Regions from separate parts of the Homo sapiens genome. Here all the other regions are linked to region 4. A link is an interaction called in ENCODE POLR2A ChIA-PET data of the cell type or tissue named here. Cell type or tissue: CD4-positive, alpha-beta T cell. All regions are shown on one strand.

The links. ChIA-PET counts read pairs that join two places held together with the same protein. Peaks named below come from ENCODE experiments on the same cell type or tissue, not always from the same donor. Only the 100,000 strongest peaks of a DNase experiment are listed, where the experiment ranks them.
Region 1: POLR2A ChIA-PET joins it to region 4 with 6 read pairs; 2 of 35 experiments call an interaction of 5 or more read pairs at or near these places.
Region 2: POLR2A ChIA-PET joins it to region 4 with 5 read pairs; 2 of 35 experiments call an interaction of 5 or more read pairs at or near these places.
Region 3: POLR2A ChIA-PET joins it to region 4 with 5 read pairs; 1 of 35 experiments calls an interaction of 5 or more read pairs at or near these places.

What each region holds. Positions count from the first base shown.
Region 1 is chr1:66,994,088-66,998,087 of GRCh38, reverse strand. It overlaps a transcript of SLC35D1 not described here. Among named protein-coding and RNA genes, the nearest start is that of SLC35D1, 58 kb to the left of the region's middle. In CD4-positive, alpha-beta T cell, a CTCF peak has its summit at 1,873 (motif pointing left); a DNase peak (open chromatin) is centred at 1,857.
Region 2 is chr1:66,986,550-66,990,549 of GRCh38, reverse strand. It overlaps MIER1 (MIER1 transcriptional regulator), which reads right to left. Exons shown (of 14, transcript NM_001077700.3): 14 at 1,931-4,000. It also overlaps a transcript of SLC35D1 not described here. Among named protein-coding and RNA genes, the nearest start is that of MIER1, 64 kb to the right of the region's middle. In CD4-positive, alpha-beta T cell, no CTCF peak of the experiment used is centred here; no DNase peak of the experiment used is centred here.
Region 3 is chr1:66,767,998-66,771,997 of GRCh38, reverse strand. DYNLT5 (dynein light chain Tctex-type family member 5) reads right to left here. Exons shown (of 5, transcript NM_152665.3): 3 at 1,520-1,611. Among named protein-coding and RNA genes, the nearest start is that of DYNLT5, 18 kb to the right of the region's middle. In CD4-positive, alpha-beta T cell, no CTCF peak of the experiment used is centred here; a DNase peak (open chromatin) is centred at 2,247; H3K4me3 peaks cover 820 bases; H3K27ac peaks cover 733 bases.
Region 4 is chr1:67,170,320-67,174,319 of GRCh38, reverse strand. All of the region lies in intron 3 of IL23R (interleukin 23 receptor), which reads right to left. Among named protein-coding and RNA genes, the nearest start is that of IL23R, 5.9 kb to the right of the region's middle. In CD4-positive, alpha-beta T cell, no CTCF peak of the experiment used is centred here; DNase peaks (open chromatin) are centred at 2,109 and 3,279; H3K4me3 peaks cover 652 bases; H3K27ac peaks cover 626 bases.

The DNA.
Region 1 (4,000 bases), 180 kb after region 4:
AATCCCACCAAGAGTGCACAAGGGTTCCAGTTTCTCCACATCCTCACCAACACTTGTTATTTTCTGTTTTTCAGATTGTAGCCGTCCTAATGGATGTGATATGATAATCTTGTTCTGGTTTTGATTTGTATTTTCCTAATGATTAGTGATGTTGAGCATCTTTTCATATGCTTGAGGTGATGTTTAGTTGTAAGAATTCTTTATATTCTGGATTTTAACCCCCTTAGATATATATGTCTAAGGAGATATATATATATTTTTTTAACAGTAACATATAATATATAAATAACAATATTTATATTATTAAATTAATATATATATTTAAGGATATATATATATTTAACAGCTTTCCTCCTGTTTTCTAAGAATTTTGTAATTTTATGTCTTTAGATCTTGAATATATTTTTGATTTCTGTATATGTTGTAAATACATATTTAACCCCTTTAGATATAGGGTATCTGCATATATATACAGATACATCTTTATACATCTCTATATCTGTGTGTGTATATATATACACACACAGATATATCTATATCTAAAGGGGTTATATATATATATATATATTTTTTTTTTTTTTTTTTAACACAGGGTCTCACTCTGTCACCCAGGCTGGAGTGCAGTGGCATGATCACAGCTCACTGCAGCCTCAATTTCCTGGGCTCAAGAAATTCTCCTACCCTAGCCTCCTGAGTAGCGGAGTAGAGGTGCATACCACCACACCCAGCTAATTTTTTTGTAGAGACGGGGTTTTGCTATTGCTGTCCAGGCTGGTCTCAAACTCCTGGGCTCAAGCAATCTGCCTGCCTGGGTCTCCCAAAATGCTAAGATTCCAGGTGTAAGGTGCTGTGCCCAGCCCCTTTATCAGATATGTTATTTGCAAATACTTTCTGTCATTCCACAGGTTACCTTTTCACTCCTTTGATTATATCCATTGACTTTGATGCACAGCAAAGTTCTAAATTTGTATGTAGTCCAGTTATTTACTTCTACTCTTGTTGCCTGTGCTTTTGGTGGCATATCCAAGATATGCTGCCAAATCCAATGTGAGTTTTATAATTTTACGTCTTAAATTTAGATCTTGAATACATTTTGAGTGAATTTCTGTATATGTTGTAAAGTAAGGGTCCAACTTCATTCTTTTGCATGTGGATATTTCATTTTCCCAACACCATTTGTTGAAGAGATTGTCCTTAACACATGTGTTTTAATCAACTTTAAAAAACCCTCTTAGAGTCTGATTTTTTTCTAATTTGTTGAAGTTAGAATTCATCTTTTTGATAGCTTCTTGTCTCACTTGGCTTCCTTGAAGCATAGGCTGTCAGTATTGGGCAACGCTATAGATGATGCACTGCTCAGAGGAGAAAGCACAGAGCTAGTGCCATTGTGTACCCACAGTGGGTCAGCATTTACCAGGTAACTTCAATTCTTCTTTCCTACAGTTCTCATCACTTGGGGCCTATGTATACATTGGTTCATCCATCCATCAAGCCAGACTGAGTTCACTGGGGCCAGCACCCATCCTCTACTAGAGGCCTGGCATCTACAGGTGAAGCTCAGAGAGGCACACTTGCCCGGTGTGGTCAGGGAACCCGCATTCAAACCCCCATCAGTCTGACTTCAAACACCCTTGCTCTTCGCCACCATGCTAGGTTCTCGTTTCTCTTAAGTCTGTCTGTAATAGACTTGGCAGTACCAAACTCATCACCGCTCTATACTTGTCAAATGTTATTTTTCATTCATTGTTCACCCACTGTGGATTTAAAGCTTAAGCATGAGATGGTGGCTGGTTTAATCTGAGAAGGCAAAGCAGCTATGCTTTTCCAGCTGTGCTAAAAGTGCCCTCTTGTGGCAACACCTGCTTTTGGCAGCTAAATGATGGAAAGCAGTTTAAGAGGAAGGAAAAGCAGTATTTACTGAGGGCCGACTATGTGTTTTCACTGGGTTCGGGCTAAAATGTGCCTTCTCATATTTGGTCCTTCCAGCACTTTACTGGTGCATAAATGGTGGCTTTAGCCAGGCTAAGGAATTTGTCCAACTTCACTCACATGAGAAATGTAAACCTGGACTTTGATTTCAAAACCCCTTTCTTTCTGAAGAATATATTTCATATACCATCCCTCGTTGTTAGAGAAAGAAATAGGAGGGTTTCATCAAGAGTGCTTTATCATATCTGCCTATTTATCCTTCAGATAATTTTTTTCGGTGAATATTTTTGAGGACAATGTTCACAAATGATGACAGAATTATGAAAGTATAGCTGAGATATGCATATGAATGTATGGGAGGAGGAATTTCATTCCACCTGGGAATGGTAGGAAAGGTTTCCTTGGAGAAATGGCATTTGAGCTGATTCCTGAAAAACAACTAGGATTTGCCTGAGAAAATACTGGCGGGGACAGCCCACCCACCTTCTAGGGCCTCTGTCCCACTCCTTGATTGGAGTGCATCTTTCGTTATAGTACGTCCCCTCATCTCTGTGGGTCTTCCTTGACCAGCCTATCTGAAATAGGCTCCCCTGCCCTCACCACACCATGTTCTCTTCTCTCCCTTATTTCATCCCCATAGCACTTCAAGCTCTATGAAGACAGAGGTTTTGGTCTGTTTTTTTTTTTTTTTTTTTTTTTTTTTTTTTTTTTTTTTTTTTTTTTTTAGCGTAGCAGGGCAGAAGCATGGCCTCATTTGCGTTTTAGAAAGATCACACCAGCTGCAGTATTTGGATTGTATACTGTAGGTCAGAGGTTGGCAAATTCAGATGTCTCACAGGGGCCAGGTGTGAATGCCTAGAGTGAATGGTGGGGCTTGGGGTACATACCTGCTCAAAGGCATTGAAATAAAACAAAAAATCTGCCAGCTAGACTTAGCCCACTGGCTACCAGCGTGACTAAGTTGAACTACTACAGATGAGATTTGCACTATGACAGGATCACTGGGATTGCTGCGTGGATGACTGTCAGGTGGGGATCACGGAAGGGCAGAACTGGAGGTGAATGCATCAGATAGAGCAGGCTGTTGTGCTAGTGAGAATGATGAGGTCCTAAAGTACAGTTGTTTCTTTTTACATAGAAAAGAAAAGGGATTTGAGTTATTTTAGGAATTATAATTAACAGGTGATAAGACTGTTTCTCTTTTTTTTAAAGTTGTTTCTTCTTTTTTTTTTTTTTTCTTTTTTTGCCTAAATGTGTGTCTTCAGGAGACCATTTTAACTTTGGGAACATTTTTTTAATTAAGCATTTTATTTAATTATTTTCAAGAAACCACCTTAAATACTTAATTAAAACTTGAGGCCTATATTGAAAACAGGTTTCCTGATAGTTTCCAGAACATTATTTGAAACACCTGTTTCCTCAACTAAGATTTAAAAATTTAATAATCCACTGTAGGATGCTGAATAGACTTCACCCATTATCACTTTGGATTTTTTTTCTTTTTTTTTTCTTTTTGAGACAGAGTCTCGCTCTGTCGCCCAGGCTGGAGTGCAGTGGCGCGATCTCGGCTCACTGCAACCTCTGCCTCCCGAGTTCAAGTGATTCTCTTGCCTCAGCCTCCCGAGGAGCTGGGGCTACAGGCTTGTGCCACCACGTCTGGCTAGTTTTTGTATTTTTAGTAGAGACAGGGTTTCATCATGTTGGCCAGGCTGGTCTCGAACTCCTGACCTCAAGTGATCACCCGCCTCGGCCTCCCAGACTGCTAGGATTACAGGCATGAGCCACTGTGCCTGGCCTGGATTTCTTAATATCTTATTGTTTTCATCAGCCATCAGAATTATGAGTTCAGCTTCTCTCTGGATCAAACTGGCAGTTCTCAGGGTGCTGCAGCGCTAATAGTGACAAAGTAGACTTAAGATGGCCATGTGACACTGACGGTGAAACTAATCATCTCACCGGAGTCGTCAGGTGAACGGAACCTTTCCCGAAGGGCTCATGGCCCACCTGTGCTAGGGCTGAGAGTCCAGTGCTGGACATGGCCATCCCATGACCTAATGAACATCTAAGCATG
Region 2 (4,000 bases), 180 kb after region 4:
CACACCTGTAATCCCAACACTTTGGGAGGCTGGGGCAGGCGGATTGCTTGAACCCAGGAGTTTGAGACTAGCCCTGGCAACACAGCAAAACCCTGTCTACAAAAAAATAAAAATTAGGGCGTGGTGGCGCACACCTGTCCCAGCCACTTGGGAGGCTGAGGTGGGAGGATTCCCTTCAGTCAGAGAGGTTGAGGCTGCAGTGAGCAGTGATCATACCACTGCACTCCAGCATGGGCAACAGAGCAAGACGTTGTCTCCGGAAAAAAGAAAAATTGCAGATGTAGTCCACGTATGTTCATGGTGTGTTTTTTAAATGCAAACATTTGTCTACTAAACACTAGAGGCAAATGCATAAGACAACAAAGGAGGCCACACAGCAGAGCAGTTCATAAAGCTTATAATTCAGGATGTTTGAAAGCTCAAAACCACCAGCCACCCAAGTAAATTTCTGTCATGTACAAATATGTGCTTAGAGGGGATTAAGGGAGTACCTTTCAAAAATAATAAAAAAGGATACACTTAGAATGACTGGCACCACTATTAGCTCCTAAGCAGAACTAGTTTCTCATGTTCACTCAGCTAAAGCACAGCTGGTGACAAGAGTAGACTAAGGAATTTGAAAAGCCCCTCTTGGGAACAAGCTCTTAACCTAAATCTAGATTTTCTGGTCAAGAATTTAAAGTGGCTCAGATCAATCTATTCTGATGCAGTTCTCTACCTGATCTTGTTTCTGGAAGAAACCACCCCCAATTTAAGGCCCGTATGTTTTCTTTTTAAAAATGTTTAAGCTCAGACATGGTGGCTCACGCCTGTAATCCCAACACTGGGAGGCTGAGGCGGGAGGATCACTCGAGCCCAGGATTTCCAGAGTGGCCGGGGCAACATAGTGAGACCTCACCTCTACAAATAATAAAAAAAATTAGCTGAGCATGGTGGTGCACAACTGTAAACCCAGCCACTCAGGAGGCTGAGGTGGGAGGATTACCTGCGCCCAAGGAGGTCAAGGCTGCAGTGAGCCATGATCTTGCCACTGCACTCCAGCCTACGCAGCCAACTGAGACCGTCTCAAATAATTTTTTAGAAGTTTATATATTCCTCATATTAATCCAAAGTCAATTTCAGGGATCATCTAACTTTGCTGAGTGAAACCATTTATTTTAGAACTACCTGAACTCTACAAATTCCAGTCAGTGTGCAGAACAACACAGCCAGCTCTACATTCAGTCAACCATTCATGTTAACAACGATGAGAATACCAAAAAGTGAATGTTCTATAACCAGGCCAAATTTGCATTAGGCGTCCTCTCTTCCAAACTTCAGAAAATCAGGCGATTCTCCACCTAATAAATAGTAGTGCTCATGGAACAGTGAATGACAAGAAAAAAGGGATGAGTCCTAAATAATCCACAGCTGCTGTTATGGTAGAACCAGCTCTGCAGGAAATTTTTTTTTTAAAAGACAAAATTTCTTAGGGAAAATCATGCATTTCATGTTGGTTAATTTCCAGCAAATACGAAGTTTGACAAAAGAAAAATATTTAGCTAGACTTACATGGCAAAGAGGAAGGTAAACTCATTTTCTTGAGATCGTGCCTATTCCTCTTTTTGCTGTCTCTGTACTCAGAATACACTTTACTTTTCTACCATTAACACTTTGCTGCCTTCTTGAAGAACAGGGCATGCCGCATCTCTGAAGCCACAAGCCAAGCAAGCATAGTACCTGGTACAAGTATAGGCCGAAATATTTGCTGGATATTAGAGTATATGGAAACATAATGAAAGCTTGTCATCATTGACATTTAAATGTGAAACTGTCACCATCAATTTGGACAATTAGAATCCATCTCATCTCGTTTACATGGCAATTCTTCAATATTCTTCACAGAATAAGTAGCCTTTAAAAGTGTGTTCAAATTACTTCTTACTCAAGAGCAAGCAAAATGACATTTTAATTACATTATACATTCTATAATTCTTTATACTAACTAAAGACAAATTGAAAATAATCATATTCTGAAAAGGAAAAACTCCACGTCCGTATAGTTGGCAAAAGATCAGCACAATACTAAGGGTACATGACAAGAGTTTATGGAAAACTGGTATTAGAAAAGAAAGGTTAATCAGATATTCAGATACATGAAATCAGTCTGTAAGTGGGTGGATGGATGTGTGGAAAACCCTTTAAGATTCTGCAAAGGATGAACTTGATATTAAAGAAGAGAGTTAATTTTTACGGTAAAAAGTTGTATCAGTAGAATTATGTGATACAGAAAAAGTCATTTTGAGAGAAGAGAGTCATTTTTAGAATAAAAGGTTAAAATTTGGAAACTCCTGTTCTTCTGTATGTTACATGGTTTTCCACACTGGCATTTTTCATGAATATGGATTATAGTTGGGAAAACCTTACTATCTGATTTGGTATTTAGTTACACACCCCATGTAAATATTGCCTATTATATTCACCAGCCCTCAGTTATTCCAAGTGCCCACTCCTAATTATCCATCGATAGCAAAGAAAATATTGTGACAAAACAAGTTTTATTTTGCAAAACATAATGTGATATGAACTCCACTACAAAATACGGGAACACATTATTTTTAAATTATATAATCCAGCAGAAGAGAAACAGAGTGAATGGAGGTCTAGGGACTGAAAGGATCTCTTGTGGCAAAGGGGAAGAAGACAAAAATACATCACCCAAGATGTGGTAAAGGGGACCAAGAACCACTGAAAAAGTAGTGCAATATGTCTAGGAATAGAAGAAACAGACTGTGTATATATATATATTTGCCTTGTCAATAACATGCATCATTCAAACAATCTCTAATAAAATCTTAGTGAATTAATCTAATGAAAATATTCACACAGTATTATGTAGGCAAATATGTTTAAAAAAATATTTTAATAAGCATATTCAGAATGGCAGACAAGGAATGGGAGAAGGGAATTATTTTACAGTGCAAAATTACTATGCATAAATTTAACATCTAATTTGAAATTTTAAATGCCTATTTAAATATTACTTCAAATACATTTTAAAGCTCAACAAACTTGTGTTGAACTGAATTGCAGATCCTGAACTCTATTTGAAAATACATCATGAAACAGAAAATACCCATTCCAAATGAAAATGATAGTGCTTTGTTGGGGGTGGGAATGAGGCGGGGAGACTAAATCACTATTAACAGACTTCTTTTTCCAATGCAATTTGTCAAAAGTTCAAAAGTTCTGAAATGTACTAAATCTTAAGCAAATTAAATTCATGATATTACTAAAACTTTTTAAATAGTGCAATGACTTATCAAGTTATAGTGGCTGCATTAAGAACAAATTATTGTGTGAAATACCTGTATAAACACAAAATACAATTAAATATTTCTTTACAAAAAGCTGAGCATTACGCATAATAGTGGAATGTCTTTCATTAGGTGTATTTTTTAAAGATTAACAAAAGTAACATTTCCTAAAATGTATACATGTGCCATATTTTTGCAAACATGCCTGAGAATGTATTTAAAACATTTCTGTAGTAAGAGTTTGCAAGAACTTCACAAACCTGCAAATAAAATGCATCTTTTTAAAAAGGTGAAAATGGCATCTCCAACACTGCAACAATTCAAAAAGTACAGCATCCCTAATCTTTAAAAACATTTCTACAGACCATCTTTGACAAAGAGCTAGGATACTTTGGATTCATTTAATAAAAAATGATTTAGAAAACAGATTGTGACCATCTGCTTGCTAAAGCTACTGCCATTCTGGATAAATTAAAAGTTTTAAGTAAAACAAAAACAACAAAAAACTCATACTTCTCAACACTTCCACCCAAAACTTTGATTTACTTAGATATGTATGTAACAACAGTGAATGTACATTAAGATGAAGTCAAGTGTTGCAAAGTGGCTTTTAACACTGTTTGGGAAAAAAAGTTGTTCACATTGGTGAAGGGAAGCAGTCCGAACATATGTTAACAGTAATACTTCATGGGGGTAAGGCCTGA
Region 3 (4,000 bases), 400 kb after region 4:
TAATTATTAAAAAATTCACATAGACTATTGTAGGAAAATACAGGTATATTTCATCTATACTAAGCTTTTTCTAAAATTACTTTTCTAATGTGGTTCATACTCAGTACTTCTAAAACTGATAAGATGCTTTATTTGAGAAAACAAGTTGCAAAAAATATCCTTATGTAGAAACACAGAGATTCACATTTCACTGGCCCTGTCTTGTTCAAATCTGATTCAAACCCTTCCAGCATGCACAGTTCAAAGTCATAGACACCCCATGGCTAAGAACTTTTAGTTGCAAGTGAGGGAAAACCTGACCCAAACTTAGCTTGCCTAACTGAAAAGTTAAAGGGTAGCCAATTGGATTTAGGACTCAAATGATGACACCAGGATTCTGTTGTTTTCTCTCAGTTTCAAGTCAGGGCAAGGTGGCAGATCCTGCCAGAGCCCCTACATTCCTTCAAGTTTCAGGGCTTTATGTTCTTCTGCAACAGGCCAAACAACATTTTCTGAATTTAATCTCAAAGTCTTTGATTGGATTCACCATGGTTATATGCCATCCTAGAATCAGTCACTGCTCTATCTATAAAGCCAGTGCCAGCTTCATTAGAATGCTAGGATCAAAAGTGGTGATGTTGGTGGAATTTCAAAGGAAATTTAGTGAGGTTACCAGAGAAGTATAAAAGTATATTGGATGGCAGGAATATTAGCTGTCCACCACAGGCACTGTGAAAATACCAGTAGATTGGCTAATTATGGAGCCGTGTAATCCATGTAGTCTTGGGGACTCCTGTAGAAAACTGGCTACAAGGCCAGAGGGGACAGGCTGATGGTCTATAATTTTCTTGGGGTTAACTGGCCACAGATGGAATCACCTTGGCCCATAGAGTCTTTCTTTGCCCCTTGGTAAATCTCTGTGGAATTTCCATATAGCAGTAATTATGTATGAATTCAGGTAATAGTGGGCAGGTACGCTTTTAGAGAAAACAAGTGGGTCTATGAGGAAACATGGATGGGAAAAGATATTTGCCACGGACTCCACCTGGGAGTATAGCGGCAGGTGCAAAGATCTTTGTTTTCAAAGACTCAAAACCTCAGTGGTAATGGATAAACGTCTCTGTCAACAGGGGACTATGAGTCATTTGCCTTTGCTTTGAGTTTTTTTTTTTCCTTCACCTAACAACACTGATTGGTTTTGTTGGATAAAATATCAATACTTATCTCTTTCATTTAAGTCATATCTATGTACCCAGAAATACTCAGTGAATTTGTTAAGTCAGTAGTATACTGTATGCATCAGTGCCACCCAGTGAATTGTTTGGCATTTGGGAAACATTAGTAAAGAAAAGTAAGACAGCAAGTGTTGTTACCTTTTTGCTGAGGAAGAAACTAAAGCAACATCAAATCACTCAATTCATTAAAGTCCCTTATATTGTGCTAGAATTGAAGACAATGCCAGGTTATCAAATATCATTTTTAAGAGAATCAGTCACCAATTTAGAAGTTTAAAATAGGAGTGAGAGATAAAAGAACACACCCAACTGATAGGTGTTTTCCATCTGAACTGTAAGGCGAGAGATATCATCACGCTGACTGGGTTCTTCCATATAAGACACAGTACTCATAGAACTAAAAACAAGGGAGAAAACAAATTTTAGTCATTATTATAACAATAATAACAAAATACAATATTGCTTTAAGCTAAAATGTTACAAAGATGAAGTTTTCTCAGAAAATTTCAAGTAAGTCTTATGTAAATATCCTAGTGGCATATTGAAAGTCCAAAACATTTTAGAGATGGAAATATTAAGATGCAGAGGAATTATTTGGAGCAGGTCTCAATGTGATGGCTGAAGCCCAGGGCAGTTACCCAGGTCATCAAATTATCCAGAAAGCGATCCTGGGTTGATGTATGTGTATGGGGTAACAGTACATACTTCAAAATCCATTGCCAATCGCATCTCCACCACTGATATAAAGCCTCTCCTCAAAGTAGATAAAGCTCACAAACAGGGCTGGGGGACATATGAGGAAGCTTAAAATGTTGGAAGACAACTCTATATACACATGGAGTATTATAAAGAGTTCACTATTATATGTAGTTCACAAAATCCCTTTAGTATGAAAAAGAAAAATGAGAAACTCATCTACGTGGTAGAGGAAACCGCAATTCACCAAAACTATAATACATTAATAAGCATCAATCGGCCTTTTCAACATCGAAAAAGGGTTTTGGTTTCGTTATCAAGGCAATATGAGCTTATCCTGGTGCTAAACAGGAGACCCAAGCAAAGAGGAGGCCCCACTGTCTCTCCAGCACTACTTAATTCAACTTAGTTCAGAGGAAATTCAGCTGTAACTAATGACAGTCTCAGAATGCTGCACCCTCAATTTTCTCCACCTGTGAAAATGAACTTTAAGACAGATGTCATTTCAAAGGGGAGGATATAATAGCATGTGTGTGTGTGTGGGTGTGTGTTTGTGTGTGTGTGTGTTCAGAGTGACCACTTTTCTAAGCAGGCTATGTTTTTGCTTTAATTAAATAAAAAATAGATATTTGCTCTTAATCTTTGGGGATCTTTTTTCTTGCAAGGAATTTAAAATACTTAGTTCTACGCTGTTTGGAATTAATGAACTTCTTGCAAATCGATATTTTAAGAAAATCACGGGTAATCTATTTTTAAAAATCCTTTAATGCAATACAACTTACATGATAAATTAGGGTTTACCCACTCAGCCCAAGAAAATGATGGAAGAAATTCTGGCTGCTTTTTTCATGGTGGATTTCTGGATGAGTGACTTAATCTTTATTCTTATAACACCTGCCTTCCTCAATTTACTGCTGCCCTTTGAAGTAGCAACCAGCCTGTTTGGCCACACTGGCTGCAGGTGTTGTGGGCAATACCAAAGATGATTACTGCTGCTTAAAAAACCCAATGTTACATAAACCCCTTGATTCTAAGATAAGTCAGTCTGCTCCATTACTATATATGCTACTTTTAACTTTGTAAAACATTTCCCATAAATTATCTCATTTTACTTTCACAATATCCTTTGAGGTAAGTAAAAGATTCATTATTCTACCCATTTCAGAGATAAAGGGAATGAGGCAAAGGGCTTAATGTACATGTATAAAAGGCAGACAGATTTCAAATGTCCTGTTTACCTCTTAGTGACAAAGTCCCAAGTATGATTATAACAGACAGAATGAAAATAGGGACAATGAAATAATTAATCACTGCAATTAAAACTTACTTGCATAATACAGAAGGTATTCATAAAAACTCAATTTCTTTTCTACTGAACACCATATTAAAAATTCATGGAGAAGAAGAGGTGGTACAAAACTCAAATTAGCTGGAGTGAAAATTCCAAGACAAAAAAGCAAATAAGGATTTTTATAAACTGTCTTCACTATCAGTTACTGAAGATTGACAATCAGTGCACTTAATATTATTATCATTATGAAACTGGTAAATGTCATAAGGGCAGCTTAAAAATCCCACTGGTTGAAGATTGGTGTGCAAATAGAAAGTTTTGCAGATTGACTTTTTTTGAGTTATTGTAGATAAATTTGTTCAGTGCCCTTTTATTTCCATAGGAATCATATAAACAGTGTATGCTCATTTTACAAATTCAAAACATACAGAAAAACATAGAGAAGAAAGTAAAATTACAAAAAATTATTAACCTCAGTTGTTCTCTAACCCCTGTTAACATTAACAAAAATCATTTCAGACATTTGATTTTACATATGGGCTCATATTATAGATGCTTTAAAAAAATTTAAAATGTATCATGGATAACTTTCCATGTCAATAAATAGCAAACAATACTTTAAATATCAAGACAGTACTTAATACATACACATTCTGGATTTCATTTAACCATGTATCATCCATGCCTTTTAGGCTATTTCCAATATTCTACTATTATAAAGAAAATTATAATGAACATCGTGTCAGGGACTCTTATTTACTTTCTAAAGTTGTTCTTTCCTTCTTCCTTGGTAACAGAA
Region 4 (4,000 bases):
TAGTACACAGTGTTGGAGTGGACTCATGGAAATCCTCTAACACACTTCTGGTGGAAGTACAAATTGGTACAGCCTTTATGGAGAGCACTTTACATATCACAATCTGTAAAAGCAGGTGTAATATTTTGCAACTCAGCAATTATACATCTAAGAATGCATCCTTATTGAAATGTTCATAGATATATAAAATATTTGGCTTAAAGGATGTTCCCTTATTGTTCATAACAATGAAAAAATTGTAAACAAACTTAATTTTCCAAAATAAGGTTAAATAAACTATAATACAGTCCTAAACACATCCAAAAGCAATGTTGAAGAAGACAGTTTAAGTACTTGGCCTTTGGAAGGAATTAAAAGTATATGTAGTGAAGTCATGATCATATGGCAAAGTGAAAAAAGCAGGTTGCAAAATGGTTCAATTAGTGGTTTCATTTAAGTGAGAGACTGAGAAAGAGAGGGTCTGAAATTTCAAAGACATATTCCAAATTATTAAAGAGGGATTATGGTTACTAGTAAAGTTATGGTTTTATGGGAATGATAGGTATTTCTTTTTTGCTGGTCTACATTTTAAAAACTCTCTATATTCAATGCAATTTGATTTTATAATTAAAAAACTATTTTCATATATCGAAGGTCTAATATCCTTTTAAAAAAACCTATATTCAAACAGTAAGAACACACTAAAAAGTACTTTACAACATTTTGGCGACTTGTAGCATTGAGTTACAATGGAGAGAAACTGGGCTCCAAGTAGGGTAAAATAAATCTTTGTTTTAATTGAGCCTTAAATGAAGTAGGTGTGGAAACATAAATTTAAATCATTTTGGAGTTTGAGTTGTGGTCCCTCATTGATTACAATGATTTGTGCTGAAGTTATTTTTTCCTCTGGTTTCAGATACAGAGTGCCATTGATTTGGCTATCAGATTGTTTGGGCTGTGTTACTCCACGGCATCTACATGAAGTGAATTCTTGGGGTTACAAATGTCTGGTGGTCAATTAACTTTGCAAAAGATCAAAAAGATGACTATACACACACATGCAAATAAGTGTTTGTTAACATGAAGCAATGTAAAGATGGGCCTGTGAGTATGCTTATGATAATAACATCAAGTTGTTGTTAGGCCTCATTGCCAGGTTATTCAATATCCAAGAACAAAACCTGGCTATACAACTAGATACTAGAGAATACTCTGAGGTATACAAAAGGGGGCTTATGTTTTTGCTCTTTCTTGCCAATCCCACCCCTCCCCTATTATTGGGACACTCAGGAATCACAGGCCAGGTTTCTTGTTAATTCAGAGTCTAGCCAAGGATCCCTTTCTACTGAGAACTTCTTGAAAACAGTCCGTGATTTCCTCTTCTTTGTACTTCTAGCATTTAACACATTTTTGGTGCATAGTAACCACTCAATAAAGTTTATTCCATGAATTGATTGGCTTGATTAAGATAATAACATGAAGGATTAAAATGGAGAGAGATGCAATGCTTCTGGCAAAGATCACTCTATAATTTCTTACTCAAGCAGGGCACAGGCCAGCCTAATTGTTCCGTAATCATACTTAATAGCAATGTTAGAAACAAATATTCAGAGGCTTTTATTGAATAACAAATGTGCTTTCATCATTGTAAATAAAGTCCAAAAGTTAAAATTTAAAAAGTCAAAGATATTTAAAATTTTAAACAAATGATTAAGTGGAAACATGACTGTGCATGGTTTAATTTGGTATTTTTAAATGAATAAAGACATCTTGTATTTTATCCCATGATTGGTGTGGCCTGATTAGAACAAATTTCCCATAATATGTGTGCATTTAGTCTTAGATAAGAATCTAAGAAGTGTCTAGGATTGTGGCTAAAAATGGAAATTGTGATAATATGGTTTATATTTCACAAATTATACATTAAAGCACAGCACTTTAAAATATATTTGGATAGCTTTTCAAGGAAAGCAATGACTCATTTATCTTGTCTTTTACAATTTGTCTCTAGTCTAAAAAAATACATATAATCATTTTGTTCAAAGCAGTGATGATAAGTTGACATAATAAATCTCACATGACAAATATCCTGTGATCAAAGTGGTCCAGTGAAAGCAATGTGATTTCTAGAATGCCACAAAACCCTCAAAAACCCTTTTTTGACCTACTTAAATAGGAAGTTTTGTTTGCTAAGAATGTAGAGCTCAAGAAGACATTCAGCTTGAATCCAGGGGTTTGAGTAAATTCTCACCTGGCAGTTACATTTTTACACTCATAACCAGAGGCCTATGTAAGGAGTTACAATTCACAAACTCAAAAGTTAAATAAGTGGAAAGAGTGATGTTCTTTCTAAGCAGCCATCGGCAGAGAATGTATTTCTATTAGGCTGTCCTGGAAGAGGAACAAAGTCCATTCTCTTACCTTCTACATTGCCTGGTGTTGGGTTTGGGGACAGAGGCCCCCCAGCCAACACTTGGGAGGGCTTTTGGGAGTAATCAGTTATACAAACTGCAACACACGGAAGGTGGTGTTAAATAAAATGTATAGGAGACCATTGTTTTGGACTGAGCTCCTGCACTAGGCCCCCACATACCAAACCAAAATGAAGTCACTCCTGTTAAGTGACATATAACCAAGCTGAAACTTTAAGGAAGCAGGTAAAACTCCCACAGACTAGTTTTTCCTGAAAACAGAAAATTCACAGCAACCACGTAGAAAGAGCCCAGTCAACCTGAGCAGGGATGATAAGGAAATCCCCTCTGCTTTAACCATTACAAGGAAAATAACCTGAAGTAACAATGTTAACCAATCTGGTAGTTTTTATAAAAATTTCTATTTCTTGTTCCTACCTTACAAAAACCAACTGTTCTGTTAGAATAGTAGAGCCAAAACTAAGTATATAATTATACAAGCCAGCCCATATCACTATAGTAACTTAAACACCTCCAGGACACTCAGAGCACATATCAGTTTTTTAGAAAGAGATGCTGCCGATTCATGAATCACACATAAAAACCTATCAGATCTAAAAACTAAATTTGCTGAAATTTTGTTTTTTAACAGAGACAATGTTTATTTTGCTTCCTTTTTTTTCCTCTGGCTTAAATTAACAACTAAGCTTTTTCTGTAACTGTGAAAGTTGCTTATTTGCCCTCCAAAGAAATTGTATAGTCTCTCTACCCAACTCCCACCCCCAAAGGATAAATAGTAAAGTATTTGGGCATTGAGGTTTGGTTATGTTTCCTGAGGATGTGGACAAGCTAAGAAGATTTCTTACATCAGATAAGATGTCTGCCTGCGGTTTAATTTCCACAATTTAGGGCAAGTTTAGCAGCTTTAAGGCATCAGTTTAAGGTAGATTTATTCTTTGACTCCAAAACCTATGACTTTCCTTCCTCAACTCACCTCTACAACTTTCTATAGTTCCTTCTCTTGAAAAGCTTGCAAGATCAGCTGCTCAGAGTTAAGTAGGACAATGGCCTCATTATAGAGCAAGGAAGCCTCTTACTTTCCAAGCAGCCACAATGGGGTCAGGTGGTAGTGGTGATATGGGTCTGCCCCCCAGCTAAGTTGTAAAGGTGAAGAAGAAGCAAGAACTGAGGCTTGATTCTCAAAAATGTGGAGGACGGGAACATGGCAAAGACACAAATTCCTTTATTTTTTTACTGAAAATGGGTTCAAGTGCTATAGAGAATGAATATCTGAGTTAAAACAGTGCTGAACTTATTGATTTACACCCTTCATAATAGTAGAACCCAAACTAGGTATATAATTATACGAGCCAGCCCATATCACTATAGTGATTTAAACACCTCCAGGACACTCAGAGCACACATTGAATTTAGCGTATATTTTTAAGATTGACTTGACTAAGCTTTTAAATAAATTAATAATTATTCCCTTCAAGGTGGGTTTTAAGAAAAAGAAAAAAATTAATAGTTACAATAACAAACACAGTGATTCTAAATTGGAATAGTGAGATTAGGAACAGAGGACTGTAGGAGACTCTCCCTATGTTTTA